2 separate regions of the Mus musculus genome follow, and region 1 is linked to region 2. Evidence: chromatin loops called from intact Hi-C (ENCODE). Cell type or tissue: heart. All regions are shown on one strand. Links, peaks and the distances in the headings refer to the core of each region. The heading gives the core; the rest is flanking DNA. Region 1 has its middle 37 kb from the start of Gm17768. Region 2 holds the start of Zfp976 (zinc finger protein 976).

Region 1 (2,917 bases), core at 107-2,606, 470 kb after region 2:
TGTCAAGCTGTGTCTCTAGGGGTCGCGTTCTCAACATTTGGGCCCTTGGGGTCCTAGCACAACCCCTTTGCTTTATCCCATCAGTGCACTCTCACCCTACTCATCTGGAAAACGGTCGGCCCTGGAAAAGCAACGTGGAATCATTAAACTGAGTCCCTTCACCACACACTAACGTTAAGGGAGTTGCTTATGTCACTGGAGACTCGCTGGCCAATCACTGCCTCCAGTCTGACCTGCCAGTCAGAAGTGGAGGCGGGTGCTTCCCACTGCTATGCTGCTGGTTGCAAGCTATATCCCAGGAGTGTGGTGTGGTTTCTGTGTCCTGCTCTGTGTGCTACTGCTGGGTGCTGTGAGGGGAATTCAGGCGAGCTCAGACCTCGCGACATGGTGAGTATATGGCAGCTGCTTCCAATGGGAAGGGGCAGGCGATTGAACAACTGGAGCGAGTATTGATGTTGTATTCAGGAAATTCTGTGTCCTGTACCAATGCGTTCAAGGGTATTTCCTGCTTTGTCTGCTATTAGATTCAGTGTAGCTGGTTTTATGTGAGGTGCTTGATCCATCCTGTGCAGGGTGATTCTTCTATACACACTGCCAGTTAGACCAGAACATTTGTTCACCGTGCTTTCTTTTTCTATTCTATGGTTTTGGCTTTTTTGCCTAAGAAGTGTCCATAGGTATATGAGTTCATTTCTGGGTATTCGATTCCACTGATCTGCCTGTCTGTACTAATACTATTTGGTTTTTTTCACTATTGCTATGTAGTACAGCTTGAGATCACGAATTGTGATGCCTCCAGAAGTTCTTTTATGGTTCAGGATTTTTTGGGCTATCCTGGGAGTGTTTGTTCTTCCATATGAGGTAGAGATTTCCACTTTCTATTTTTTTTTTTTGAGATTTAGTTATTTGTTATATATAAGTACGCTCTAGCTGTCTTCAGGCACACCAGAAAAGGGCTTCAGATCTCATTACAGATGGTTGTAAACAATTATGTGGTTCATGGGATTTGAACTCAGGACCTCTGGAAGAACAGTCAGTAATTTTAAATGCTGAGCTATCTCTCCAGCCTGAGACATGCAACTTCAATGTGTGTAGAAAATTGTGTTTGAATTTTGAGGGGAATTGCATTGACTTTGTACATTGCTTTTGGTACCATGGCCATACTGACTATGTTTTTTGGTTGTCTGTTTTTCAAAACTGGTTTTTCTGAGTGATGAGCTTGTGGTCCTAGGACTTGTTCCATCTACCAGGCTCGCCTTGAACTCAGAGAGTTCTGCCTGGCTCTGCCTCTCTGCCTCTCTGCCTCTCTGCCTCTCTGCCTCTCTGCCTCTCTGCCTCTCTGCCTCTCTGCCTCTCTGCCTCTCTGCCTCTCTGCCTCTCTGCCTCTCTGCCACTCTTACTCTCAAGTGCTGGGATTAAAGGCGAGCACCACCACACCCAGCTGCCAGTTTTTGCTGTAATCATTGTTACAGTGTGAATTTGACTGAAGTTTGGGTGCAGGACTTAGATTCTATGAAGTAGAGATGACTGCACTGTACACTGATTGTGTCATGTAATGTTCACAAAGAGGACCCTGTGCCTTGCAAGGAGAACAGGAAGTACTCTGGTGACTCCAAAGTTTGACTAAAATACATTTTCCCAGTCTAGGGATCTGTCTGGCCAGAGGGTAGAAGGACAGAGCTAGAAAGGCCTCACTGTCTGAGCCTTTTAATCTTTGATCCCTTAATGGAGGAGCTGCTACTTTCCTGAGAACTGGTTTGGTTGTATTAGCCAATGAAGGACTCTGGGTAAGCGAAGAAATTAGTAGTACTAGTGGGTGGGGCCTTACAGGTTCATTCCAGGATTCTTCTCTAAAATAGCTGTAGGGAGCTATGAGGGAGTCCAGAAACCATGCCATGTTCAGGCTGGGAGCCACTGTCACCAGACCAGGAAGAGCAGGTCCAATTAGCTAAAGAGTGACATGTACTGAGAGCTAGATTGTGGTTTTGTTAATACATATGGTAACCTGCGCAAAGGCTCTTGGCCCTTGAGCCTCACTGAGTATGTATTCGCTAGAGAGGAGTAGCCCTGGCAATGGAAGGGTGTGGTGCTTATAATATCTCTGTCCATGGTACACACAGAAGTATTGGTTTTGGGATGCAGTGGGAAGGCCAGTGTAAACCTGAAGGTCTAGTTCCTAGAAGTTCTGACCATTGCATTCCACATTCTGTTTTGTGTGATAACTTTTCCCAATAGTTAAGAAACTGGTAGAGAGAAGGTGATAGAGATCATCCTTCAGTAATATTTGATTACAATCCTTTGAACTTTTCATGACCACCAACTGCAAAGATGTGATTCAAGGAAACTCAACTATTGGTCATAATAGGAGTTTTGAAGATGCAGAGGTTTTCCAGGTGTGCATGGTATTGTGAAGGTGGACATGTCAGATTCCACATATTGTGACAAAATCCATGTGACAGGAAGTAGACATTAAATTACTGTTTAACATGACCTTGTGTGCAAATCGGTAGGACTGGGACTTCCTGAAACCTACTTTGGGCCCGAGGGTCTACAAAGCCAGACAGAGCTTACCTTTCTGATCACCTTCATTTCCGAAGAGCATGGATTCTCTCAGTGTGGAAGAGAGAGCAGCAGTAAGTGGAGAGCCAGAAATATGACAGTATAGACGCCTCTATGAGTTATTTTGTGGGAATTATAAACCCCGTGCTCAGAAGTTATGAGCACCGGCTGCTCTTCTGAAGGTCCTGAGTTCAAATCCCAGCAACCACATGGTGGCTCACAACCATCCCTACCAAGATCTGACTCCCTCTTCTGGAGTGTCTAAATACAGATGCAGTGTACTTACATATAATAAATGAATAAATCTAAAACATAAAAAGTGGCTAATCCACAATTTGAGTGGAATAAAAGCAACTGC
Region 2 (2,917 bases), core at 331-2,830:
AAGAGGCAGAGAGGCAGAGAGGCAGAGAGGCAGAGAGGCAGAGAGGCAGAGAGGCAGAGAGGCAGAGAGGCAGAGAGGCAGAGAGGCAGAGAGGCAGAGAGGCAGAGAGGCAGAGAGGCAGAGAGGCAGAGAGGCAGAGAGGCAGAGAGGCAGAGAGGCAGAGGCAGGCAGAACTCTCTGAGTTCAAGGCGAGCCTGGTAGATGGAACAAGTCCTAGGACCACAAGCTCATCACCCAGAAAAACCAGTTTTGAAAAACAGACAACCAAAAAACATAGTCAGTATGGCCATGGTACCAAAAGCAATCTACAAAGTCAATGCAATTCCCCTCAAAATTCAAACACAATTTTCTACACACATTGAAGTTGCAAGTCTCAGGCTGGAGAGATAGCTCAGCATTTAAAATTATTGACTGTTCTTCCAGAGGTCCTGAGTTCAAATCCCATTAACCACATAATTGCTTACAACCATCTGTAATGAGATCTGAAGCCTTTTTCTGGTGTGCCTGAAGACAGCTAGAGCGTACTTATATATAACAAATAACTAAATCTCAAAAAAAATAGAAAGTGGAAATCTCTACCTCATATGGAAGAACAAACACTCCCAGGATAGCCCAAAAAATCCCGAACCATAAAAAAACTTCTGGAGGCATCACAATTCGTGATCTCAAGCTGTACTACATAGCAATAGTGATAGAAACCAAATGGTATCAGTACAGACAGGCAGATCAGTGGAATCGAATACCCAGAAATGAACTCATACACCTATGGACACTTCTTAGGCAAAGAAGCCAAAACCATAGAATAGAAAAAGAAAGCACGGTGAACAAATGTTCTGGTCTAACTGGCTGTGTGTATAGAAGAATCACCCTGCACAGGATGGATCAAGGACCTCACATAAAACCAGCTACACTGAATCTAACAGCAGACAAAGTAGGAAATACCCTTGAATGCATTGGTACAGGACACAGAATTTCCTGAGCAGAACACCAATGGCTCAGGCTCTAAGACCAACAGTTAATACATTTCTAGAAAATGAAAAGCTTCTGTAAGGGAAAGGACACTGTCAATAGGACAAAACAGTAGCCTACAAACTGAGAAAAGATGTTCACCAACCCTATAGCCAATAAGGGGTAATATCCAAAAGTTATAAAGAACCAACCAACCAAACAAACAAAATTGTAGAAGATACTGGAGAAACTAGGCATTTCTGTGTTTGCCATCTTGCCAAGAAGGTTTCAACACACAAGCCCATGCTTAAATATTCGCGCAGATGAAGCCCCAGAGCAGAGTTTTTCAGAGCAGCTAAGACCACAAAAGACCTCACAAGTGGCCCTGTATACCTGAGGTTCGCGGTGCGCACCCTGCCCCAGGGAGGACTCACCATACTCGCTCCAGTTGTTCAATCGCCTGCCCCTTCCCATTGGAAGCAGCTGCCATATACTCACCATGTCGCGAGGTCTGAGCTCGTCTGAATTCCCCTCACAGCACCCAGCAGTAGCACACAGAGCAGGACACACAAACCACACCACACTCCTCAGATATAGTTTGGAACCGGCAGCATAGCACCGGGAAGCACCCGCCTCCACTTCTGACTGGCAGGTCAGACTGGAGGCCGTGATTGGCCAGCGAGTCTTGAATGACATAAGCAACTCCCTTAAGGTTAGTGTGTGATGAAGGGACTCAGTTTAATGATTCCTGGCCCACGTTGCTGTTCCAGGGCCGACCGTTTTCCAGATAATAGGGTGAGAGTGCACTGATGGGATAAAGCAAAGGGGTTGTGCTAGGACCCCAGGGGCCCAAATGTTGAGAACGCGACCCCTAGAGACACAGCTTGACAATAGATCGCTGCAATGGCAAGACAGGTTTTTATTCCAATGCGCACAGGGTTGCTCAGCCTCGCAGGGAGAGTAAATCCCAACTGCTTAAACTACAGTTTTTTGTTTTTTTTAACTACTCTTTATTTGTGGGGCATGGAGGGAGGGTTACACAACTTTATCAATGTTGGCCAGCAAAGTAACAGTTATGTTTTTTACTTTTGGTGTCAGCCAGCGATGTCAGAAACTTTGTCAGCAAGGTCGGTTTATCTTAGAATTCAAACTGAGGCCGGGGTCCCAGGGACCGTTTTTATTGTTATAGCAAATTTTTGAGAACAGCTAGTCTTGCTATGGCAGTTGTGGTCATTTTGACCATTAGACAGTCCCCTCAGATGGGGAAGGGGGCAGGCAGTCTTGAGCTTCTTTACACTGGCAGGGAAAGGCTTGTTTATATCAGCAGGGAAAGGGCAAGGAGCAGGGGGAAGGGAAAGGCTTCTGCAAACTGAGAATTCCTCAAGCAGCAGGGGGGAGGGAAAGTCTTGCTTCTGGCTTCCAGCACTCCCCTTCTCCCTCCTGTAATCAAGGCAGATAGCTTGCAGGGCCCATTATTTAACTTGCAGTGTAATAAACAATCCAGTCCATAGGGGAAGGGCACCCAGAATATTGACAATTGAGGAGATTTTTAGGAAACACTAAGATTTTTGTTCTGTGGTTTCATGGTCGGGTCAGGTAAACTGCAGCTATGTTTCACCTGGTAGGCATCAGACTTTACACAGCCCCAGGAGAAAAGCAGGAAAGAGATGAGAAACTCTACACAACACTATTGCTAGCCAGCACATCTTCCTTAGTGCGAAGAGGAAAAAACCCACAGCTGTATTAATAAAGGTATCCTAATGGACAAAACTGATAGAACGGATCTCTCTGTACATGTAGAAAGTGGATTTATTGGAATGGCTTGTAAGCTGTGGTCCAACCAGTCCAACAATGGCTGTCTGCAAATGGACAGATGAAGAATATAGTAGTGGCTCAGTCCATGTGGCTGGATGACACTGCTGGTCTTCAGTCTACATCACAATTAGGAATAAGTAGGCCAGTTTTCCAA

Evidence for each region. Hi-C counts contacts between places; a loop is a spot of excess contacts. Peaks named below come from ENCODE experiments on the same cell type or tissue, not always from the same donor. Only the 100,000 strongest peaks of a DNase experiment are listed, where the experiment ranks them.
Region 1: it touches region 2 in a loop (13-fold over the local background); 5 of 42 quality-filtered maps call a loop at or near these places.

The regions. Positions count from the first base shown.
Region 1 is chr7:43,113,896-43,116,812 of GRCm38, forward strand. It overlaps a transcript of Zfp936 not described here. Among named protein-coding and RNA genes, the nearest start is that of Gm17768, 37 kb to the left of the region's middle. In heart, for the core only: no CTCF peak of the experiment used is centred there; no DNase peak of the experiment used is centred there.
Region 2 is chr7:42,641,034-42,643,950 of GRCm38, forward strand. It overlaps Zfp976 (zinc finger protein 976), which reads right to left and starts at 1,571. Exons shown (of 4, transcript NM_001242388.1): 1 at 1,447-1,571. The coding sequence starts at 1,449. In heart, for the core only: no CTCF peak of the experiment used is centred there; a DNase peak (open chromatin) is centred at 1,618; H3K4me3 peaks cover 1,154 bases; H3K27ac peaks cover 467 bases.